7 separate regions of the Homo sapiens genome follow, and regions 1, 2, 3, 4, 6 and 7 are each linked to region 5. The links are chromatin contacts, found by Hi-C or POLR2A ChIA-PET in ENCODE. All regions are on one chromosome and are shown on one strand. The core of a region is the stretch at or near the end of the contact, and the rest is flanking DNA. Distances in the headings are between cores, read along the strand shown. Region 1 holds the start of SCUBE3-AS1 (SCUBE3 antisense RNA 1). Region 2 overlaps CPNE5 (copine 5). Region 3 holds the start of FANCE (FA complementation group E). Region 4 holds the start of DINOL (damage induced long noncoding RNA). Region 5 holds the start of MAPK14 (mitogen-activated protein kinase 14). Region 6 holds the start of PPIL1 (peptidylprolyl isomerase like 1). Region 7 holds the start of STK38 (serine/threonine kinase 38).

Evidence for each region. Hi-C counts contacts between places; a loop is a spot of excess contacts on that map. ChIA-PET counts read pairs that join two places held with the same protein, here RNA polymerase II (POLR2A). Pooled maps may share reads with other maps.
Region 1: a loop to region 5 is called in a map of CD8-positive, alpha-beta T cell, with 19 times the contacts of the local background. The contact joins the promoter of SCUBE3-AS1 here to the promoter of MAPK14 in region 5. A Hi-C loop is called at or near these places in 3 of 168 maps with a recorded cell type or tissue (CD4-positive, alpha-beta T cell, CD8-positive, alpha-beta T cell and naive thymus-derived CD4-positive, alpha-beta T cell) and 10 of 50 pooled maps. POLR2A ChIA-PET finds 5 or more read pairs at or near these places in 2 of 52 experiments (CD8-positive, alpha-beta memory T cell and activated B cell).
Region 2: a loop to region 5 is called in a pooled map, with 6 times the contacts of the local background. The contact joins the enhancer-like site here to the promoter of MAPK14 in region 5. A Hi-C loop is called at or near these places in 1 of 37 single-sample maps with no recorded cell type and 7 of 50 pooled maps. POLR2A ChIA-PET finds 5 or more read pairs at or near these places in 2 of 52 experiments (HEK293T and activated naive CD4-positive, alpha-beta T cell).
Region 3: a map of B cell shows a loop between it and region 5 (10-fold over the local background). The contact joins the promoter of FANCE here to the promoter of MAPK14 in region 5. A Hi-C loop is called at or near these places in 1 of 168 maps with a recorded cell type or tissue (B cell), 1 of 37 single-sample maps with no recorded cell type and 7 of 50 pooled maps.
Region 4: a loop to region 5 is called in a map of CD8-positive, alpha-beta T cell, with 6 times the contacts of the local background. The contact joins the promoter of DINOL here to the promoter of MAPK14 in region 5. A Hi-C loop is called at or near these places in 3 of 168 maps with a recorded cell type or tissue (CD8-positive, alpha-beta T cell, naive thymus-derived CD4-positive, alpha-beta T cell and sciatic nerve), 4 of 37 single-sample maps with no recorded cell type and 16 of 50 pooled maps. POLR2A ChIA-PET finds 5 or more read pairs at or near these places in 2 of 52 experiments (IMR-90 and MCF 10A).
Region 6: a map of CD4-positive, alpha-beta T cell shows a loop between it and region 5 (2.6-fold over the local background). The contact joins the promoter of PPIL1 here to the promoter of MAPK14 in region 5. A Hi-C loop is called at or near these places in 2 of 168 maps with a recorded cell type or tissue (CD4-positive, alpha-beta T cell and naive thymus-derived CD4-positive, alpha-beta T cell), 1 of 37 single-sample maps with no recorded cell type and 6 of 50 pooled maps.
Region 7: a pooled map shows a loop between it and region 5 (10-fold over the local background). The contact joins the promoter of STK38 here to the promoter of MAPK14 in region 5. A Hi-C loop is called at or near these places in 1 of 37 single-sample maps with no recorded cell type and 8 of 50 pooled maps. POLR2A ChIA-PET finds 5 or more read pairs at or near these places in 2 of 52 experiments (activated T-cell and activated naive CD4-positive, alpha-beta T cell).

Annotation. Positions count from the first base shown.
Region 1 is chr6:35,258,057-35,260,856 of GRCh38, forward strand. SCUBE3-AS1 (SCUBE3 antisense RNA 1) reads right to left here and starts at 1,399. Exons shown (of 4, transcript XR_001744102.2): 1 at 1,234-1,399. It overlaps ZNF76 (zinc finger protein 76), which reads left to right and starts at 1,679. Exons shown (of 14, transcript NM_003427.5): 1 at 1,679-1,785. RefSeq lists silencers at 1,662-1,781, 1,792-2,111.
Region 2 is chr6:36,752,564-36,755,263 of GRCh38, forward strand. CPNE5 (copine 5) reads right to left here. Exons shown (of 21, transcript NM_020939.2): 14 at 471-532. Among named protein-coding and RNA genes, the nearest start is that of RAB44, 56 kb to the left of the region's middle. Within about 2 kb of position 1,423, at least 14 of the 41 ENCODE cell types and tissues checked have a DNase peak (open chromatin) inside an H3K27ac peak, as active enhancers do.
Region 3 is chr6:35,450,911-35,453,610 of GRCh38, forward strand. FANCE (FA complementation group E) reads left to right here and starts at 1,428. Exons shown (of 10, transcript NM_021922.3): 1 at 1,428-1,883. The coding sequence starts at 1,636. RefSeq lists a silencer at 1,079-1,978.
Region 4 is chr6:36,676,821-36,679,840 of GRCh38, forward strand. It overlaps DINOL (damage induced long noncoding RNA), which reads right to left and starts at 1,739. Exons shown (of 1, transcript NR_144384.1): 1 at 789-1,739. CDKN1A (cyclin dependent kinase inhibitor 1A) reads left to right here and starts at 1,894. Exons shown (of 3, transcript NM_000389.5): 1 at 1,894-1,978. RefSeq lists enhancers at 1-794, 1,987-2,176, 2,188-2,775 and a silencer at 1,707-1,936.
Region 5 is chr6:36,026,107-36,029,128 of GRCh38, forward strand. MAPK14 (mitogen-activated protein kinase 14) reads left to right here and starts at 1,702. Exons shown (of 12, transcript NM_139012.3): 1 at 1,702-2,167. The coding sequence starts at 2,052. RefSeq lists an enhancer at 1,313-1,752 and a silencer at 1,943-2,042.
Region 6 is chr6:36,873,484-36,876,452 of GRCh38, forward strand. PPIL1 (peptidylprolyl isomerase like 1) reads right to left here and starts at 1,320. Exons shown (of 4, transcript NM_016059.5): 1 at 1,234-1,320. The coding sequence starts at 1,289. It also overlaps a transcript of C6orf89 not described here. RefSeq lists an enhancer at 1,311-1,540.
Region 7 is chr6:36,546,156-36,549,047 of GRCh38, forward strand. STK38 (serine/threonine kinase 38) reads right to left here and starts at 1,324. Exons shown (of 14, transcript NM_007271.4): 1 at 1,035-1,324. RefSeq lists an enhancer at 859-1,382 and a silencer at 1,130-1,469.

The sequences.
Region 1 (2,800 bases), core at 149-2,648, 770 kb before region 5:
CAAGCAATTCTCCTGCCTCAACCTCCGGAGTAGCTGGGATTACAGGCGCCCGCCACCACGCCCAGCTAATTTTTTTGTATTTTTAGTAGAGAGGGGGGGTTTCACTATGTTGACCAGGCTGGTCTCGAACTCCTGACCTCGTGATCCGCCCGCCTCAGCCTCCCAAAGTGCTGGGATTACAGGCGTTTAAGCCACGGCGCCCGGCCTATAAGTTATTTTCTATGGGAAATAACTTGTCAAACTTCCACCAAAAAGGAATGGAAAGAGGGCAGCATAGTGGCCAGGCAGTTTATTTCCATACTAGGAGATACAGAAGGGATTAATTCTAACCGTAGGAATTCTAACCATCAAATGTCACTCACTGGCCTACCTAAACTGAACTCTGGTCCCAGCCAGAACAAGTCAGGAAGAGGGGATGTCTAAGACCGAAAGGGGGGCTTTCTAGTTAAGCTCTTCAGGCAGGAGAGGAAAAGGATGCCCGCATCCCCAAAGACACCTTTAGCTACCACAAGCCCCAAACCCCGTACTTTGTAACTGTGTCTAGTTTACGTCCTTTAAAAATTATTCTTATTAAGTTAAATTGTTTTCGGGGCGGGGAAGATACAAAAGAAACCAGTTAAAGTCTGAAAGGATAGAGAGGGGAAAGTTTCTCACCTCATTCTTCCAGCCACCCAGTTCCTCTCCTAAAAGGCAATCTTTACCAGTTCCTTCTCTAACGCCCCTCCTTTTTAATTTGATTTTTTACCGAAAGCTCGCTCCCTTTTAATTTTCCCTCAGGTTTCTGAAAATTTCCCAATCGCAGCCCCTCCCAGCAGGGAAATAGTAAAGGGGCTTGGTTTTTATGTTCAACCCAAAGCAAGCCTACAAAAGGGAGTAGTCGGTTTCGAGCCTGACGGTGGAGCTGACGCGGGAATGAGAGAGAACCTGAGAAGACCGCCAGGGCGCCCTCCCTGCGGAGGCGAGTCCCTCACCGCCCCTCTACATCGTCCTTTTCAATAAGGAGCTCTTAATACCTGCAACTGCTTCCTTCAAGGGGTGGCTGGAAGATCAGTAGGCAAGGCCTGCGGACTGCGCACCTTAAAGCGCTTCGGGACCGTAAGACAGTGAGTGCTGAGCGCGCGGCCGGGAAGAAGCCTGGAGGCTCTGAGCTCGGAGGACAGAGACCGAAGCCCCAGGGCCTGCGTCCCTCACAACCTGCGCCTCCTGTCCTCCCGCGCTACTCCCGAAGCGCACCTTCTCGCCCGCAGGCCGCAGAAGTGATGACGCAAAGCCCTCGGGGCCTCCGCCACCTCCTCACGCTTCTGCTGGACCGAATCCTTGGAATGGACAGGTAGCGGTTCCCGATTGCTATAGCGACGACCCGGCTCCGAGCCGCGCCCAGGCCCTGACCCGGGCGTCGTGACGTCAGCACGCCTTCCCTGGGCGCTCAGCCTCGCTGGCCATGCGTCACCCCGGCCTTGGTGGGGGCGGGGCTCCGAAGAGCTCGGTTCAGATCCCGGCCGCCTGGGCTCCAGGAGCCCCGGAACCAGGATAAGTTGGATGGCTGCCGCGGCGAAGCGGGGGGCGGGGTGGACCGTGCCCGGTATTTTCTATACGGGTTCCGGGGCCCGGTAGAGGCGCGCCAAGAGGAAAGGAAAGTGCGGCGGCCCTGGAACCTGGATATCGCGCGAGGCAAGCTGCGCGCGGGCGGGCGGGCTATGGCGCAGGCGGGTTGTGGGGCCGGCGCTGGTGGCGGGGCCCGGTGCATGGCGGTCTGTCGGCGGAGTCGCCCTCGGGGGCTGTCAGGTTGGTGGCTGCGGGAGGAGTGGGCCAACCATGCCCAGGGCGGGAGGCCGGGCGGGCGCAGGACCCCGGGAAGGTCCCGAGCCCGGCGTGCCCACCTCCCTCCGGCCCTAGCAGGGCGGCCTGGCCGCTGGACCGCGGCCGGGCCCCCTCCCCCACCCAGGGTCCCTGCCCCTCTTTTCCGCCTTGCGGCTCCTCCCCCGTGACTCCCAAACCTCACCCCGTGACGGCGCCCGCCTCCACCCTTGTGACCCCACACCCCACCCACTGACCCCAAGACCTCACCAGGTAACCGTTGGTTATTATTCATTGGCTGCTAACCCAGGAATTTCCCCAGCACTTCTCAGAGACCCACCAACCAGTGACTCCCTCAGTTTTAATCCGGTGACTCACATGACCCTGAGATCCCCACACTCCTCCTTAGTGACCCCCAAACCTGGGTAACCCTCCTGGCCCAGTAACCCCCCCGATTCTACCTTGTGTTCCCCACAAACTCGGTGACTCCCCTCAAAACTCTGCTGGCGACTCCTAAGCCCTACTCCAATAGTTTTCCACGCACTCACCTTGTACACAACCCTCAGTATCTTTATCCTGTAGCCGTATGACCCTCGTTCCACGTCTGCCTTTATCCTAAAATCACCCCCACTGGCATCTCTCTCTGCGATCCCAGCCCTTCAGTGTCAATCAGCACATGACTTACAAGCGTCCAGCACCTTTCTGGTGCTAAGGAGGATATAGAGATTAATATGAAGTAGTAATAATTGGAGGCATCAGAGAATTCTGGATCAATCCAGAATCCAGTCAATCCAGTGTGTGGTCCCAGCTCTGTCACTGCTGTGCTTTAGGGACCTGTGAGAAGTCCCCTCCTCAGTCTGGACCTCAGTTTCTCATCATGACTGTGATGAGGTTGGGTTAGATGATCTTTGAGTTTCCTTCCGTCTGTGAAATTGTGAAATTATGCAGTTCTCAGTCAAGATAATAATTTTTTGCAATCATTTTTGTACCCCACCCTGGAAAT
Region 2 (2,700 bases), core at 173-2,672, 730 kb after region 5:
GAACCTTAACACTTACCTATTCCGTTCTCTTTGTGTACAGAGGAGGAAACTGATACCCTGAGAGGAAAAATGACTCACCCAAAGGAACCCAGCAAATTAATGGCAAAGAGAGGCCTAGAGCCTGGGCCTCCTGACTCCTATTGCAGGGTTCTTTCTACATCCCCAAGCCCTTGGCTTTCTGTCACGGAGTCCCTACCAGCTCCAGGTCCTGTCTCTGCATGGAGACCTGACATGACCCAGGCCAGCCTCCTTGGCTCAGGAGTTCCCTCCAAGCTGCTTGGGATCTGGGGATGTGCAGGGCTCTGGATGAGTTGTCTCAGCCCAAACACCAGGGTTTGCTCAGAGCCCAGCACCACAGCCTTCAACCAGGGCTTTGAAGAGGCCAGGGTGGGGCCAGAGCCGGTCCTGTCGGTGTGTGGGGCCCTTTCCCTCTCCCCAAGGCCCATGAAATTGGCTGTATCTCTTCTCACCCTCCTTTGATGTAGTCAAGGAAGGTGCACTCTGACTCCACAGCAAAGGAAAGCAGGGTGACCTTCAAAACAAAAGGGAGCTTGGTCAGTGGGGAGCCTGGGGTCAGGGGAGATGGGTTATGATTCGAGAGCTGACATTGACAGAACACTCGGCATGTGCCAGTTTTGCATGCATGACTGCATGCACTGCCCACACCACCCCATGAAGTACTATTATTATCCCCACTTTATAGCCAAGGAAACTGAAACCCAAAGAGGTGGTGCAATGTGCCCAAGGACACTGCCAGGGCAGAGAAGGGATCTGAAACCAGGGTGTGTCTGACTTCAGAGCCTGCACTCTTGACCTTGACGGAAGGGTCCCATCTGTGTCAGTGGAACCGGGGTCCAAGCCAAGGGTGTTAGTTTCCTCTAAGTGGGCACTGGCTCTTCAGCCCCAGGGACCTAGGGTGGGGTGTGGAGGACAAGGGGGCCCTCCTGGCACAGGCCTAACAACCTGCCAATGCCGACCAGCTTCAGGCTTCCATGTGCCTAGAGCTATTAGTCCTGAAATGTGCCTCTTTGGACTGTGCTTATCTTAAATCTTACTGGTCCCATCTCATCCCTCTCAGACCCAAGATCCTGCCTCATAAGTAGCCCATCCTTTTCCCCAGAGGTAACTGACTACCCCAGGCCCCCTCCCCCAAGCAGAGGCCTTTTAACCTATGCCCTGGCAAAGTTAGCTTTGGCTTTGCCAAGACAGGCAGCTACCTGGCAGCTCATTATCATAACAATTTAGAATCAAGGAGACAAATGAAAGCCTGGCATCCTAGGCCAATTATATGAGACAAGATTAGGGCAGAGGACCTTTCACCTGTGTAAGAGAACGAACTCCTCTCTGGTAGTTTGGGAGCCCCCTATTCATGAAGATTCAGCTGTTTTTACAGGCTCATTGGGAGGGCCAGGTGAGAGCACCACCCTTACTTGGCAGTAAGACCCCCAGCTATTGTGGTTAAGGTATTAGGCACCTGGATGAACCACAGGCCTCCTTCCAAGTGTGGCAGCTCAGACTTACTAGGAACCACGGCAGTGGCTTCAACCCTGACTGATGACCATGAGATGCCCTGGGGGCTCTTAGATCATCCTGCAGCCCAGACCCATTATAGCCGAGTTTCCGGGGCTACATGAATGTTTCAGAGATCTTCTTTTTTTTTTTTTTTTTTAGCTCTTCACGTAAGTCTAATCTGCAGACACAGTTGACCACTCCCCATTCCAACCCCCAGGATGAAGCAATGCCCTAACTGCCCTGACCATATGGGTTCACCCAGGGGCTCGCAGGGTGAAAGCAGACTTTCCCCTATTCAAAGGGTAGTGTCCCTAGACCAGAGCGTCAGCATCACCTCGATGCCAGGTAGAAATGCAGAAATGCAGATTCTTGGCATTTTCACAAGATCCCCAGGGGATTCTGCACACCATAAGTAAGGGATGAAAAGCACTAAACACAGATTCCTGGGCCTCCTAAAGTGGAATCCCAGGGAACTGGCCTGGGCGTCTGTATTTCAGCAAGCTTTCTGCATCCCGGGTGATTTTTCGCGATGAAGATGGGGAAATGCTGGAGTAAAAGGAAAGTCAAGAGACCTGGGCCTAGGCCCGCTCTGTCTCCAGCTCACTGTGTGACCTGGGACAAATCGCATGCCCTCTCTAGGCCACAGTTTCTTCGTCTCTAAAGTAAGAAGGCTGGATGAGATCAGTGGTTTTTGAACCTTTTTATTCCCAGCTGGGGAAGGTGCTGTCTTCCCTAGGGGAATTTAGGAAGGCGTGGGAGAATTTTGGGGGTTCTCATAATGACTGGGGCTCTACTGGTAGCTATGGGCAGCAGCCAGGGGTGCTAAACATCCTGTGAGATGAAGAATTTTCCTGCCCAAATGCTGACAGCCTCTCCACTAAGAAACACCGCAGCCTTGGACAAAGGAAATATGACTCCAAGCCCCAGTCTGTGAAGCAGTTACAATCAAAGAAGTGGTGTTCAGTCCCCTTTGAATGAGCAGAGTAATTTTACAGTTCACAAGCCTGCATCTCCCATGTGTCTGTCACAGCTGCCCTGTGCAGTGGCAAGGTGGGGATGATTTATTAGTCCTACTTTACAGACGGAGAAAATGAGGCTTCTCAGAGGAACCCCAGAGCTCCTGAAAACCTCTTCTAGGTCTGGAGATACAGTCTGCCTGACTCAAATGACCAGGCTTGGCTGCACTAG
Region 3 (2,700 bases), core at 178-2,677, 580 kb before region 5:
CATCAGGTCCCACTCCTCTAACAGCTTGTCATTCGAAGACCCAAAACATCCCCTGTAAAGTTAGAGCTGCTTACCTGAAACAGAAGGTGTCTGGAAGAAACTTCTTTCTTGCTATTTTGGCATTTGCAAAGCAGCCATTATCTAAGAAATATCACTAGTCTTTCCCGACATCTCCCTTGAAATCATTTTGGCTCAAATGGAGATCAGATCAAGCTCAAGATACTCCCATGGCTTTCCATACTATTCAGAGTGAAAGCCCAACTCCTTTCTGTGACCTCAGGCCTCTTAAGATCTGACCTGGTTCCCACTCTGATCTCAACTCCTATTACTATCCAGCAAGTGCCCTCCGTTCCAGCCATGCTTTTGCCCCAGAGCCCCCCCGCCCTCCACAGGGAGGACTGAAATGGTCTTCTCACAGACTTCTATCTGGCTTGCCAACCTCATCTTCACATTCATCTTGCCTGACCACCCTATTTAAAAGCACTTCGTGCTGTGTGTCGGTGTTATGTTCTTTTTGAACACATCACAAACATTGTTTAATTAGCTTTCCGTCTCTCCCCAGTTGTGTGACAATGAGGGCCAGGATCTTTGTTTTGTTCCCAGTATCCCCAGTCCCTAGGTGCTCAGTAAACATTTCCTGAATGAAGGGCTGTGTGTGGCAGCAGAGCTGGGACAGGAAATACAAGCTAGCCCCCAAAGCAAGGTTTAGGAGGCACTGTGGGGCTCTTCTCGCTTATTTCCTACGCTTTGCAGTGATCCCACCCTTGGCTGGAAGCCAAGTTCTCCAGCGGACTTCCTTAAACTGAACCCTAGGAAGTGGAGCCACACCTGGCCCCCTATAAACGACCCAGAGCAAGGTTACTGCTTGGTCTTTGGGAGGAAGTTCAGAAGAAAGTCTTTGGCCGTATTAATAGTGTTAGGTTTTACTGTGACCATGTCATTCTCAGGGATGTTTGTATATCAAATACTATTTCTGGAGAGGACTGAAACCCAAATGATAGCACTTTTGGCCTGTGGAAGAGATGAAGCTAAGTGGGGTGGTAAATTGTGGTCAAATTCTATGGTGAAGTCCATGACAAGCAACATGCCGTCAGCGTAAATACAGCGCGGGTCCTCTAGCACAACAGAACCCCTGACATCCACTCCATTCCACTACTTTGGGGAGTGATGAAGAAAGGGAGAGGGTTGGGGTCGTCAGCGGCGGATCCACCCCTCCATCAACCCCCGCCCCCGCCCCGCTCCAGGCTCCCTGGCCCGACACCGCCCACAAACTAACCACTTGTTTTGTCCACGCCCCCTCCCATGGGCACGCCCCAGGCCTTGGCCCCGCCCACCTACTCCGGCTGGACTTGTGCCCGGCCCTGCCCCTTGCGACCGGCCCTCGCGCCGGCCTCACGTTCAGGCTCCGCCCCCGGCCGCGCCTCCCTCCTTCCCTTTCCGACAGCGCGGGAACGGCTGCGGCTTCGGGCGGCCGGGTTTCTCCGGTCTCCCAACGCCGAGGAGAGCTTGTAACAGGCGCTGGAGCTGGCCCGCCACCGCCGCGTCAGGGACGGCGCTGGAGTCCTCCGTTCCCCTCAGCCTCTGAGCTGAGGCCCCACACCAGAGTAGGGGGCGGCGCGGCACCCGTGCCCCGGCATGGCGACACCGGACGCGGGGCTCCCTGGGGCTGAGGGCGTGGAGCCGGCGCCCTGGGCGCAGCTGGAGGCCCCCGCCCGCCTCCTGCTGCAGGCGCTGCAGGCGGGGCCTGAGGGGGCGCGGCGCGGCCTGGGGGTGCTCCGGGCGCTGGGCAGCCGCGGCTGGGAGCCCTTCGACTGGGGTCGCTTGCTCGAGGCCCTGTGCCGGGAGGAGCCGGTCGTGCAGGGGCCTGACGGCCGTCTGGAGCTGTAAGTCCTCGCCCGCGGCCCCTTAGCAGGTATGGGAGGCGGGGGGCTGTCGGGGGAACGACACACACAGAGGTGAAATAAGCCCCTTCAGCGACGGCCTGCCGCGCACCCTATGAGCAGGGGCACCCTTCACTGAGCACTTGCTGTGTGCGGGACATCGAGGATCCGGGAACTCGAGGCACACGCCTTCTGTTCGCTGTAAGGTATAGTGATGATAAGTGGAGGCAAATCACTTTTGATCGCGTACTTCCATCTCTAAAAAACTGGACTCGTACGTCCAGTGTAAGTATACTTATGTATAAAGTGTACACATGTGTTAAAATACGTACATTTTAAAGTACAAAAATAGATACTTAAAACGTGATGGTGGAATACGTATCCGCTATCCTGGTGGCTGTATGCTCTGCTTTTCAAAGCATAACGTTCACTTTAAGGCAAGATTGCTTTCTCTAAGAATGGTAACTGTGAATCCATATTTTAGTGTTCTTGATAATTTCTGGCTCTTGGATGACATTGAACTTTTTTTTTAACCTCTCTGTGGCTGACGAAGGATTCCTACTAGGAGCAGAGGTGTCGGCCCTGCCATTTTATTTGGTTGTGTTTCTGTTATTGATATTATCTCCAATTTTTTGGCAGGCATTCTTTTAAGCCACGTGCTTATTTGTGAGGACAACTTTTGCTTAAAAAAAAAAGAGTACAGTATCTACAGATGCACTTAACTAGCAAAGTTAACTAAAACACACAGAAAAATGAGTGGGTGAGGTGCCATGTTCAGCTCCTAGTGGGGCCAGCCTTCCACTCCTCTTGGATACCCCTC
Region 4 (3,020 bases), core at 489-2,988, 650 kb after region 5:
AGTAGGTACTTAAGAAATATTGAATGTCGTGGTGGTGGTGAGCTAGAAGTTATAAAAAAAATTCTTTCCCAAAAACAACAACAAAAAGAATTATTTCATTGTGAAGCTCAGTACCACAAAAATTTAAATAATTCATTACAAGCCTTTATTAAAAAAAATTTTCTCCCCAAAGTAAACAGACAGACAATGTCTAGTCTATTTGAAATGCCTGAAAGCAGAGGGGCTTCAAGGCAGTGGGAGAAGGTGCCTGTCCTCTGCTGGACATTTGACAACCAGCCCTTTGGATGGTTTGGATGTATAGGAGCGAAGGTGCAGACAGCAGTGGGGCTTAGAGTGGGGTCCTGAGGCTGTGCCGTGGCCTTTCTGGGGTTTAGCCACAATCCTGGCCTGACTCCAGGGCGAGGCAGGCCAAGGGGGTCTGCTACTGTGTCCTCCCACCCCTACCTGGGCTCCCATCCCCACAGCAGAGGAGAAAGAAGCCTGTCCTCCCCGAGGTCAGCTGCGTTAGAGGAAGAAGACTGGGCATGTCTGGGCAGAGATTTCCAGACTCTGAGCAGCCTGAGATGTCAGTAATTGTAGCTGCTCCAAGCCTGGGTTCTGTTTTTTAGTGGGATTTCTGTTCAGATGAACAATCCATCCTCTGCAATTTTTTAAAAGCAAAACTGCAAATGTTTCAGGCACAGAAAGGAGGCAAAGGTGAAGTCCAGGGGAGGTCAGGGGTGTGAGGTAGATGGGAGCGGATAGACACATCACTCATTTCTGTGTCTGTCAGAAGAACCAGTAGACACTTCCAGAATTGTCCTTTATTTATGTCATCTCCATAAACCATCTGCAAATGAGGGTTATTTGGCATTTTTGTCATTTTGGAGCCACAGAAATAAAGGATGACAAGCAGAGAGCCCCGGGCAGGAGGCAAAAGTCCTGTGTTCCAACTATAGTCATTTCTTTGCTGCATGATCTGAGTTAGGTCACCAGACTTCTCTGAGCCCCAGTTTCCCCAGCAGTGTATACGGGCTATGTGGGGAGTATTCAGGAGACAGACAACTCACTCGTCAAATCCTCCCCTTCCTGGCCAACAAAGCTGCTGCAACCACAGGGATTTCTTCTGTTCAGGTGAGTGTAGGGTGTAGGGAGATTGGTTCAATGTCCAATTCTTCTGTTTCCCTGGAGATCAGGTTGCCCTTTTTTGGTAGTCTCTCCAATTCCCTCCTTCCCGGAAGCATGTGACAATCAACAACTTTGTATACTTAAGTTCAGTGGACCTCAATTTCCTCATCTGTGAAATAAACGGGACTGAAAAATCATTCTGGCCTCAAGATGCTTTGTTGGGGTGTCTAGGTGCTCCAGGTGCTTCTGGGAGAGGTGACCTAGTGAGGGATCAGTGGGAATAGAGGTGATATTGTGGGGCTTTTCTGGAAATTGCAGAGAGGTGCATCGTTTTTATAATTTATGAATTTTTATGTATTAATGTCATCCTCCTGATCTTTTCAGCTGCATTGGGTAAATCCTTGCCTGCCAGAGTGGGTCAGCGGTGAGCCAGAAAGGGGGCTCATTCTAACAGTGCTGTGTCCTCCTGGAGAGTGCCAACTCATTCTCCAAGTAAAAAAAGCCAGATTTGTGGCTCACTTCGTGGGGAAATGTGTCCAGCGCACCAACGCAGGCGAGGGACTGGGGGAGGAGGGAAGTGCCCTCCTGCAGCACGCGAGGTTCCGGGACCGGCTGGCCTGCTGGAACTCGGCCAGGCTCAGCTGGCTCGGCGCTGGGCAGCCAGGAGCCTGGGCCCCGGGGAGGGCGGTCCCGGGCGGCGCGGTGGGCCGAGCGCGGGTCCCGCCTCCTTGAGGCGGGCCCGGGCGGGGCGGTTGTATATCAGGGCCGCGCTGAGCTGCGCCAGCTGAGGTGTGAGCAGCTGCCGAAGTCAGTTCCTTGTGGAGCCGGAGCTGGGCGCGGATTCGCCGAGGCACCGAGGCACTCAGAGGAGGTGAGAGAGCGGCGGCAGACAACAGGGGACCCCGGGCCGGCGGCCCAGAGCCGAGCCAAGCGTGCCCGCGTGTGTCCCTGCGTGTCCGCGAGGATGCGTGTTCGCGGGTGTGTGCTGCGTTCACAGGTGTTTCTGCGGCAGGTGAATGACGGGCGTGGGTCGGTGCGCGCTCGGCTTGCGCACACGGTGTCTCTAAGTGCGCGGGTGACGAGAGTCGGGATGTGCCGGAGACCCCGGGGCGGAGAGCGGGATTACAAGTACAGGAATCCCTGGTCACGCTCCCCGCCCCTGGAAACCCAGCTGGGGCGAGGGAGGGCGTGGACGGGACCGTTCTGGGAGCTCGCCTTTGGCTGCGGTTGGCTCCAGGCCCCAGGCGCAGTTTGCTCGCGGCGTGGGGATGAAGTCCGTGTCCCTGGAGGGGCCCAGGAAGGGCGAGGAAAGCGGAGTGGAGTAAGTTCGTCTAGGATCGGTCCCGGGTGGCTCTGGGATCCAATCTGCGCCGCCCTGGCCCAGGTCCCAGGTTCAGGTCCTTTACGCCACTGTGTCCACCACCTGGCTGAGCGCTGAGGTCAGCGCGGGCTGTTTCCTGGCCCTTGGGAATGTGCCAGGACCCGTCCCCTAAGGACTAGCGAGGAGGTGACTCACTGTGACAAGGAGACCCCAGGGAACGGACTGTATGAGGTCAGAACCCCGCCCGGGATGGGGTACAGCGGGACTCCAGAAGCCCTCTCCCCTGCCCCTTCGCGGTCTCCGTCCTCCCATCGGCACAGTGACCTATTTGGCTGGAACAGTTTGTTCCCAAGGAAGCCGGGCACTGGAGGTCCGGGACACCGCGTCGGGTCCCCGCTCCGCGGCGCGCTGTAGGGGTCGGGGAGTCACGGCCCTGCTCTGGGCGGGCTCTAACCAGCCTGTCAGTCGGGGAAGGGCAAGGGTCTCCTCTACCTCTTTCCCACCGCGGCCGGGAGAATCGCGGCCCAGCCTGTCCTCGGGTCGGGGCGCTGGACTCCGGGGCGGGAGCGGAGCCCACGCCTGGATGGGAGGC
Region 5 (3,022 bases), core at 452-2,951:
TGTAACAAGCTTTAGCATAGGCATAGGTTGATAATGGATGTAGGCATGGGGTTAGAATGCCTTGCCCATTCACATTTATCTTGTTTGGTTTTTACAAATGACTCTGTTAGTCGGGAATGCAGGGCAGGAATTCTCTCGTAGAAGCTGGAACTGAGGTTCAGGAAAGGTCAGTTGACTTGCCTAAATTCGATGAGACTCCTGCCCTATTCTCCTTACTCGAAGAGGCCTGAGTTAAATGCTTAAAATCCTCTTCACTGATGGCTCTTCAGGATAGGAGTCAGTTTCAAATCTTCAGTGTAACGGTTTTTTAAATGCTTCTCAAAGGGAGATATCAGAGACTTTCCTGAATCAGAATCACCTAAGATGTATTATAAAAATGCATGCTCTTGATCAAGACCTCCTCTGACCTACCCAATTAGACTCCCTGTGAGTTCTGGGAACTTGCATCTTAAACTCCCAGGGTGATTTTTCTGCATGTAAGTTTAACTGGGAGAGTTTTAATGTAAAGCTTCGGTTTGTTTTTGTTTTTGTTTTTGTTTTTGAGACGGAGTCTCCCTCTGACGCCAGGCTGGAGTGCAGTGGCGCGATTTTAGCTCACTGCAACCTCCGCCTCCTGGATTCATGCAATTCTCCTGCCTCAGCCTCCCGAGAAGCTGGGACTACAGGGTCGTGCCACCACGCCCAGCTAATTTTTGTATTTTTTTTAGTAGAGACGAGGTTTCACCATGTTGGCCAGGATGGTCTCTATCGCTTGACCTCGTGATCCACCCGCCTCGGCCTCCCAAAGTGCTGGGATAACAGGTGTGAGCCACTGAGCCCAGCCCCTGGAAAGCCTCAGCTTTGATGCAGGGTTAACATTTGCCTTTGGGACATATTTCGTCAGCATCTCAAAGAGTAACCCATATGTCCTTGAGCAGATGGGAATGCAACAGCCTTCTGGCCGGAACCTGTCTCTTTCTTTCTTTCTTTCTTTTGAGACGGAGTTTCGCTCTTGTTGCCCAGGCTGGAGTGTAATGGCACGATCTCGGCTCACCGCAACTCCGCCTCCCGGGTTCAAGCGATTCTCCTGCCTCAGCCTCCCGAATAGCTAAGACTCCAGGTGCGCGCCACTACGCCCGGTTAATTTTGCATTTTTAGTAGAGACGGGGTTTCTCCATGTTGGTCAGGCTGGTCTCGAACTCCCGACCTCAGGTGATCCGCCCGCCTCGGCCTCCCAAAGTGCTGGGATTACAGGCGTGAGCCACCACGCCCGGCCACTTGTCTCTTTTTTATGCAAGTGTTTTTTGGAATTTGGGGGTTCAGGTGAGCAGGTGCTCTGCTGCTGGTAACTACTCGCAGTTAAAGATCTTTTGACTCTTTCCCCGACACGCTATTTGTCAGTGTCGTTTTCCACCACAGAGCCAGGTATTTGCCCCGCCGGCCACGGTGAGGCGCGCGAGGCGTGTGCTGCCAGCTTCTCTCTTCCTTCCCCGGTCCGCCTTCGCGCCCTTAAGGAGACAGTCCCTGGGAGTTTCTGCCTTTGGTCTCCAGTTATTGTTCTCTTCTCGCGAGAACTGCTCCTCCCATCCTCTTCTCTCACGAAGCCCCGCCCGCGGAGAGGTTCCATATTGGGTAAAATCTCGGCTCTCGGAGAGTCCCGGGAGCTGTTCTCGCGAGAGTACTGCGGGAGGCTCCCGTTTGCTGGCTCTTGGAACCGCGACCACTGGAGCCTTAGCGGGCGCAGCAGCTGGAACGGGAGTACTGCGACGCAGCCCGGAGTCGGCCTTGTAGGGGCGAAGGTGCAGGGAGATCGCGGCGGGCGCAGTCTTGAGCGCCGGAGCGCGTCCCTGCCCTTAGCGGGGCTTGCCCCAGTCGCAGGGGCACATCCAGCCGCTGCGGCTGACAGCAGCCGCGCGCGCGGGAGTCTGCGGGGTCGCGGCAGCCGCACCTGCGCGGGCGACCAGCGCAAGGTCCCCGCCCGGCTGGGCGGGCAGCAAGGGCCGGGGAGAGGGTGCGGGTGCAGGCGGGGGCCCCACAGGGCCACCTTCTTGCCCGGCGGCTGCCGCTGGAAAATGTCTCAGGAGAGGCCCACGTTCTACCGGCAGGAGCTGAACAAGACAATCTGGGAGGTGCCCGAGCGTTACCAGAACCTGTCTCCAGTGGGCTCTGGCGCCTATGGCTCTGTGTGGTGAGTGTCGCTGGGCCTGGGGCCGCTGTGGGCAGGGTGGCCCCTCGCGCCCGAGGGCCAGGCCTGCTCCACTGCTCAGCGTTGCGTCAAGTGGCAGGAATTTTCCTCGGGGGAGGGCATTGCTGCCCCTTCGAGCTCTGCCCGTTCTGCACCTCCAGCACCCCTCGCCCTGCACTCACGCAGGTATGCGGTCCACCGTGTGCAGCACTCAGGTCCGCTGCGAGAGGTAGGTGGTGGTGCTGGAGCTCGGTTCTGGCTAGCACCCTGCGCCTTCCCCTCTCGGAGGGTTGCTGCTCGGCAACAGGCACCGGGGGAAGGGCCGCTTCCTTGGGGGTCTCCCTGCCTACCTGGAGCAGAAGGACCCTCTCCCGTGATGCGCCCACGCTGGGGCTCCGGACCCTGGGTCCTCTGAGCAGACAAGCTCGGGGAACTGCCGGGAGAAGCAGAAGGGCACAGCCCAACCCGAAGACTGCGGTCATCTGAACAAAACTGACCAGGAAGGGAGCTCTCTCCGGGCCTTTTTTTTTTTTTTTTTTTTTCAAAACTCTGTCGAAATCCCATCTTGAAAAGCGTTCTTTTTGAATTCGCACTTGAATTAACAGCGATCCATAGAGCTTAAAATACCGACTTTATCTCGGTGAGCACTGTGCCAGCTTGAGTGGTGTGTTTCCGATTCGGTTGAAAGCGTATTTCCTTTCCGTGGAGGGGCGGCGGTGGTAGTGCCTGCAAGAACACTGCAGCTTGAGAAACTGGCAGGCTCACTGATTAGTCACATACCACTGCTCATTTAAGTATTGTTCGACAAAACAATTTTCTCATTTGGAGCAAGAAAGATTCAGATCTGTAAGGCGCCCT
Region 6 (2,969 bases), core at 70-2,569, 850 kb after region 5:
ATGTACATAGAAAAAAGTCTGGACAATCATCCAACAAACTGTTGATGGTGTTTTCAGGAAGGAGGTGACTTTCACTTCTTACTCTGTATGTCTACATTGCTTGGATTTAACAATTTATTTTGTAACTTTAAAAAATACCAACAGGAGAATTCAGAAATTACAGGTTGGAGCCTGAAGATGTAGAATTTTGCCATATAAGGTGGGGAAGATGGCCAGGGAGCATGAAATGAACAGCATGAGCAAATAGAGAGAGGACTGACAGAACTCTGCTTTAGCTGAAAGCAGCAATGGGCAAGAACAGAAAGGCAGAGGACCTTGGCTGGTCCCTGGCTGTTGAGGGGAGAATGGCAGGTAGACAAGGGCCAGATGAAAAAAATCACCTTGAATGTCAGGATTAATACGTTTTTACTTTATACTGTTATAGCAGCAAGACGTTATTAAAGGTTTTTTGAGCAGGATCCCTTCCTTGTCCTACTTTGTAAAGATCACTTTGAGCTTTTTCCAAAGAGGCAATGGAATGAATAGAGCTAAAGGATCTAGCAAGGTGAGACGAGCACACCAGGCTCCAAACGAGGTTCTTCCAGTTACTAGCTGTGTGGCTTTGGTCAAGGCTTTAAGCTGTAAATTCCGGCGTTTCCTCCTGCTAATATTGAAAGGGAGAAAGTTAAATAATACCTTCATGATTTGAGTTGCTAAGATTAAACTAAATGAGATGACATACAGCGGGGCATGGCGCCAGCAGGTTGGTTACCACATCACTCTTTGATAGTGGGGAAAATGTGCTTCTTCCTGTATTTTACTGGAATTTGTTTCTACAACTGTATTACTTATCACGTAATGTTTACATGTCTGTCTCTTTCATTATACCGTAAGCTCCTAAAGGCAGGGCTGTCTGTGTTTTATCTACCTCTGTATCCTCAGAACTCATATTCCATATGCCTGGCTTGCGGACTCATTACACGTTTGTTGAATGAATGAATGAATGAATGAGCGGACTGGGGGAAGGAGGACAATCAGGCAGCTATTGCTGAGACCTCAGCACAAGACCCCGCGGAGCTTGGACGCGGGCGATGGCGGTCCCCTCTCAACCCTCTGGGGGCCGTCTCGGCCGCTGCTCCACGCCCCTCCACGTGGAGGCCGGCCTCCCGGAGGAACGCGCCAGGAACGCAGACCCGTGGTGAGGCCCGGGCTCCGCGTCTCCTCTGCCAGCCCCAGACGCCCGAACCCCCTCACCTGGTCTCCAAGTAAACGTTGGGTGGCTGCCAGGAATCTGGGGGAATTGCCGCCATAGCGAAGCCGGCGGCGGAATGCTTGTCTAGTAATTGCTACTTCCGGCGTCGATTAGCTGGGGACCCGTCGCTGCTGCACACTTCCGGTCCGTTCAACCCTTTCGATACCAGGATTTGGGTGGCCAAGACAAGGAAGAGGACGGTCCCTTCTTCCAATGCCGGGAAGCTGGGGTGGGAGACGAGAAGAAGCTGGGCTCAAGAACAGAGGAAAATGCAAACTTCATTCGCGGTGGTCTCCAAGTGGCGATACCGCGCCACTCTGGGCGATCTGATTGGTTCGTTTAGGCATGGAAGGCGGGAACAACCAGAAAAGCTGCGCTCTGGTTGGAGTTATGTCCTAATATTAAATTCGAAGAATTTCTTAGTCTCACAATTGGGCAGGGACGGGAAGGGGAGGCAGAGAATGAAAGAGGGTAGTTTAGAGATGCCAGTAAAGAATTTTTGTAAGGCGCTGTACGATGTACACAGTGCTTGCACTTTCTTATCTCATCTACTCCACAAAACAATTCTATAAGTAGATAGTATTATTACCATTTTTCAGATCTGAAAATAGACTCGGCAGTTAATACTTGTTTTTCCATAGTCATAAAGCAAATCTGAGCCTGCAGAATCCAAAGACGAGGAGTCTGAGGAGAAAAGAGAGGGAAGGGGCAGGAAGAAAATAGGAGATAAAGAAAGGAAGAGACAGGAGAAAACAGGACAAACGGATCAGAGCAAGAACAAGGCTTAACATTGGCTGGGATAGATGGTACCTGAAAGTTGTTAGGAGGGTTTGCGCAGGGCGCGAGGAACAGAAGCAAATTAGAGGAGCTATAATGTTTGGAGGGAGGACAAAAATGAAATAGAGTACCTAAACTTAACGCTGTAAATGCTTTGCACACCACTTAATAATGATGGTTGAATGTTTACCATGTGCCAGGCATCAAGCTAAGCATTTTATTGCGTATTTTCACGCTTAATCTTCAAAATCCCACAAGGTAGATATTACTATTCCCATTTTACTTTGAGGAAGCTGAGCCTTACAGATTAAATAACTTGCTTAAAGTACTACAGCTGGTGCACTTGTGCTCTTAACGACAGTTCAACTGTAATGTCCCTAATTGTCAACAAGGAATAAGGATGTACAAGGTTGTAAAGATAAACTAGACAGCTCCTTGAGAGAGGAGCTGGGCCTCCTTCATCTTTGTGCTCTTCTTGCACAGTACAGAGCACAGGGTGCTCAGCTTTGCTGAATGAATAATGAACGGAACACTACATTTTAAACTGATAAATGCTAAAGTATAATTTTTACACCTCCTGCAGTTTCAAGTTCATGCCCACCTTGTGGCCCTTGAGCTGGATGAAAAAGTCTTAATCCTTGGTCTGTTTAGTCTGTTGTTAAGTTGCCTTTCTCTGGACTTTATGTAGTTCTTTACTGTGTATCTCGGGAGTCATGTGCCATTCCCAGGCTCCAATGTCTGAATATTGAAAAGCCACCCCCAAGATCATGATCACTTTCTTCCTAAATCTTTTACTGCAGCTCCTACCAGTCACTTGGCACTGAGGAGACAGAGATGAGTCTCACACACACAGTGCCCTGCCCTAAAGAAACTCACATTCTAGGAGAGATGGGCAACTAAATACGTAGCTGTAGGAGCGTGGAATGAGGACTGTAATAAGAAGCACACAGTAGGTTGGGTG
Region 7 (2,892 bases), core at 74-2,573, 520 kb after region 5:
TCTTATACTTGTTTTAATATTCTTCCCCCATTTCATGCACAGTGCTATGCACTTAGCACCTTAAGAAAGATTAACTAGGAAATATACTCATTTTTGATGTCCATTCCTAGGAGTTTATGTGTGATGGGGGATAGGGCTGGGACATGAAATGGTTTGCTATAGCGTTCTCTCCTCTTAGGAGGAAGCTGGTATCTAACGTTTAGGGTGGGGAGGAGAGCCTGTTATCGAGGTGGTGGTTGTTTTATGTTTAGGGAAACCAAATATATTGCCTGGCTAATTCAGAGGCAGGGTGAGCTCAAAGGGTGGAGACACTCAGGGTCTACTTCACTCCAACCCTCCTCGGTGCATTTCAAACAGAACAAGTTTCTCTCCGAGTCTTTTAGTCGTTTCAGAATGAACTGAGAGATCTGGTCTCTCTGCCGGCCGTTCTGCCCGCTTTCTGACACAGACTTTCCTCTAAGCCCTTACCGACTTTTTCCTCTGGCTGTTGCTTTTCCACTCTCTTCTTAAGAATTTTCCCTGCCTTTTCCTGTGATTTGAAGCTTATCTGAAGCCCAGTATCCTAAGACTAACGGAGAAAGGAGCCGACTCAAAGATACCACACCCCAAGGGGGGCTTTCGACATCTCTGCCTCAGACCACAGTTCACAGACCCCAGAAGAAGGAAAAGGAGATAAAAACCGGTGATGACCGAGATCCCTGAGGGACTGACTGGTGGCAGGGAGCAGACAAAGGTGGCAACATGGAAAGGAAAGCCTGGCTCCCGCTCCAACTGCAAAAGGAGAAAGATAAAGGATGGGGTGGAAAGGCTGGGACTGGAAAAATGTGGAGAGGGCCAACAAGGGGCATCTGGAGACGGGGGAAGAAGGGGGTTAAGGAGAGGGGCGGAGAGAGGCCAAGAGGCTGAGAGGTTAGGGCTTGAAAGAGGGCGCCGGCGAGCAGGAGAAAGCCCAAGAAGGAGTCGGAGGTTGGGGAAGGAGGAGATAAAGGAAAAACCCCGGGATGGAGTGAAGACGGCGGCAGCAAGCAACTCACCAGAGCCCAGGGAGAGGCAGGGCTGGGGACGGCGGAGAGCCGCAGACGCCCCTTCGGCCAGTAGTCTCGACTTGAAGGCTGGCGAAGCCCCGGCGGCGGCAGCCAACGAGCCAAAGACGGGAGGGGACGCGTGAGGGACTCTGAGACAGGGGGCAACAGGCGGTTACGGGTGAGGACAACAGGAAGCGTTCCAACTGCCGGAAAAGACGCGAGCGCTGAGGGGCCAAGGCAGCCCGGTCCCCCGCCGCGGAGACGGGCTGGCGCGGCAGCCCGGGGCCGAGACTACGCATGCGCGACTTCCCGGAGCGGCCGGGATTGCGGAACTGCGCTTGCGTGGCCCCGCCCTGCCCCTCCCTTCACCCCCTGCCTAGGGCTGGCTGGACCTGGGTGAGGCCAGATGTGTGAGTGTGAGGCGGTCTCGAAGTAGGCTGGGCTGAGGGGGAAGTTCCATTGTTTTCTTTTGTTTTACTTTTTACTTCGAAATAATTATGGACTCACAAGAAGTTGCAAAATTAATACATACAGGTTCCCTATACCATCACCCACCCAGCTTACCTCAACATTTTTCTTAAGATACAACATTCTCAAAGCCAGGAAATTGACATTCGCACAATACAATTAACTAAACCAATACAATTAACTAAACCAATACAATTAACTTCATTACAGACCACACTCGGATTTAACCTGTTGGGTATGCAGTCATGTGCGTGTGTGTGAGTGTGTGTGTAGTTCTATGAAATGTTGTCACCTGTATAGTTCCCACCCACCCCCCTACCCCGTGTAGAACAGGTCTGCTGGAGCCCTTGGCCCCCCTCCTCTTCCTTAAAGTAAGGACCTTACCTGGGATAAGGTGAGCTCTCATAGGTTTGGGAGGTTACCCAGCGGGCGACCCAGTGTGGACAGAAGAAGGTGCTTTTCAAGGCCACCCAACTCTTATTCTGTACTACTTTTGGGGGTAAAGAGGTCCCAAGTTTAATAGCCTTTGGGCACTTGTCGTTTCTTGAGAATGGAGCACAAAGCCCTCAACTACAAAGTGTCAAGCTCCTGGAAACTAAGATGAACGAGACATGGTCCCTGACTGCCTGCAAAGGGGCCATCTAGGGAGAGAAGGAAGCATGTGCTGCGAGTTATTCATTCATTTCATCTTCAAAGCCCAGTTTCCTTTTGTCTAGCCTCTTAACAAAAATCACTTCTCGCCAGGCGCGGTGGCTCCTGCCTGTAATTCCAGCACTTTGGGAGGTCCAGGTGGGAGGATAGCTTGAGCCTAGGAGTTTGAGACCAGTCTGGGCAACATAAGGAGAATCCACCTCTAAAAAAATTTTTGTAATTGGCCAGCATGGTGGCAAGTGCCTGTGGTCCCACCTACTGTGGAGGCTGAAGCAGGAGGATTGATTGAGTCCAGGAGTTCAGGGCTGCTATGAGCCATGATCATGACACTGCACCCCAGCCTGGGCAACGGAGGGAGACCCTGTCTCAATCAGTCACTACATACATATCAATCAATCACTTCGCCTTTCATTCTCTCTGCCCAGAGGCCCTTCTCCCCAAATGCCTGTTGTCAAAGTCCTACCCATTCTTAAGCTTTTAATAATAGTCCAAGATGTCTGCATAATGCTTTACAGTTTACAAACAACTTTCACTTATTTAATCTCACTTGGTCCTCACTTTGGCAGTGACACACGAGGTTTTGCAGATGAAGTAATTGATACTTAGAGAAGCTAAGTGACTTGTCTGAATTCCCACGGCTAGTAAGCCAAGTAGCCAAGAGGGGAACCCCATTTTCTGTCTGCAAATCCAATGTTCTTTCTCCTCTTCTCTTTCCTCCTTCCAAAGCCCAGCTCAAACCTTATCTTCC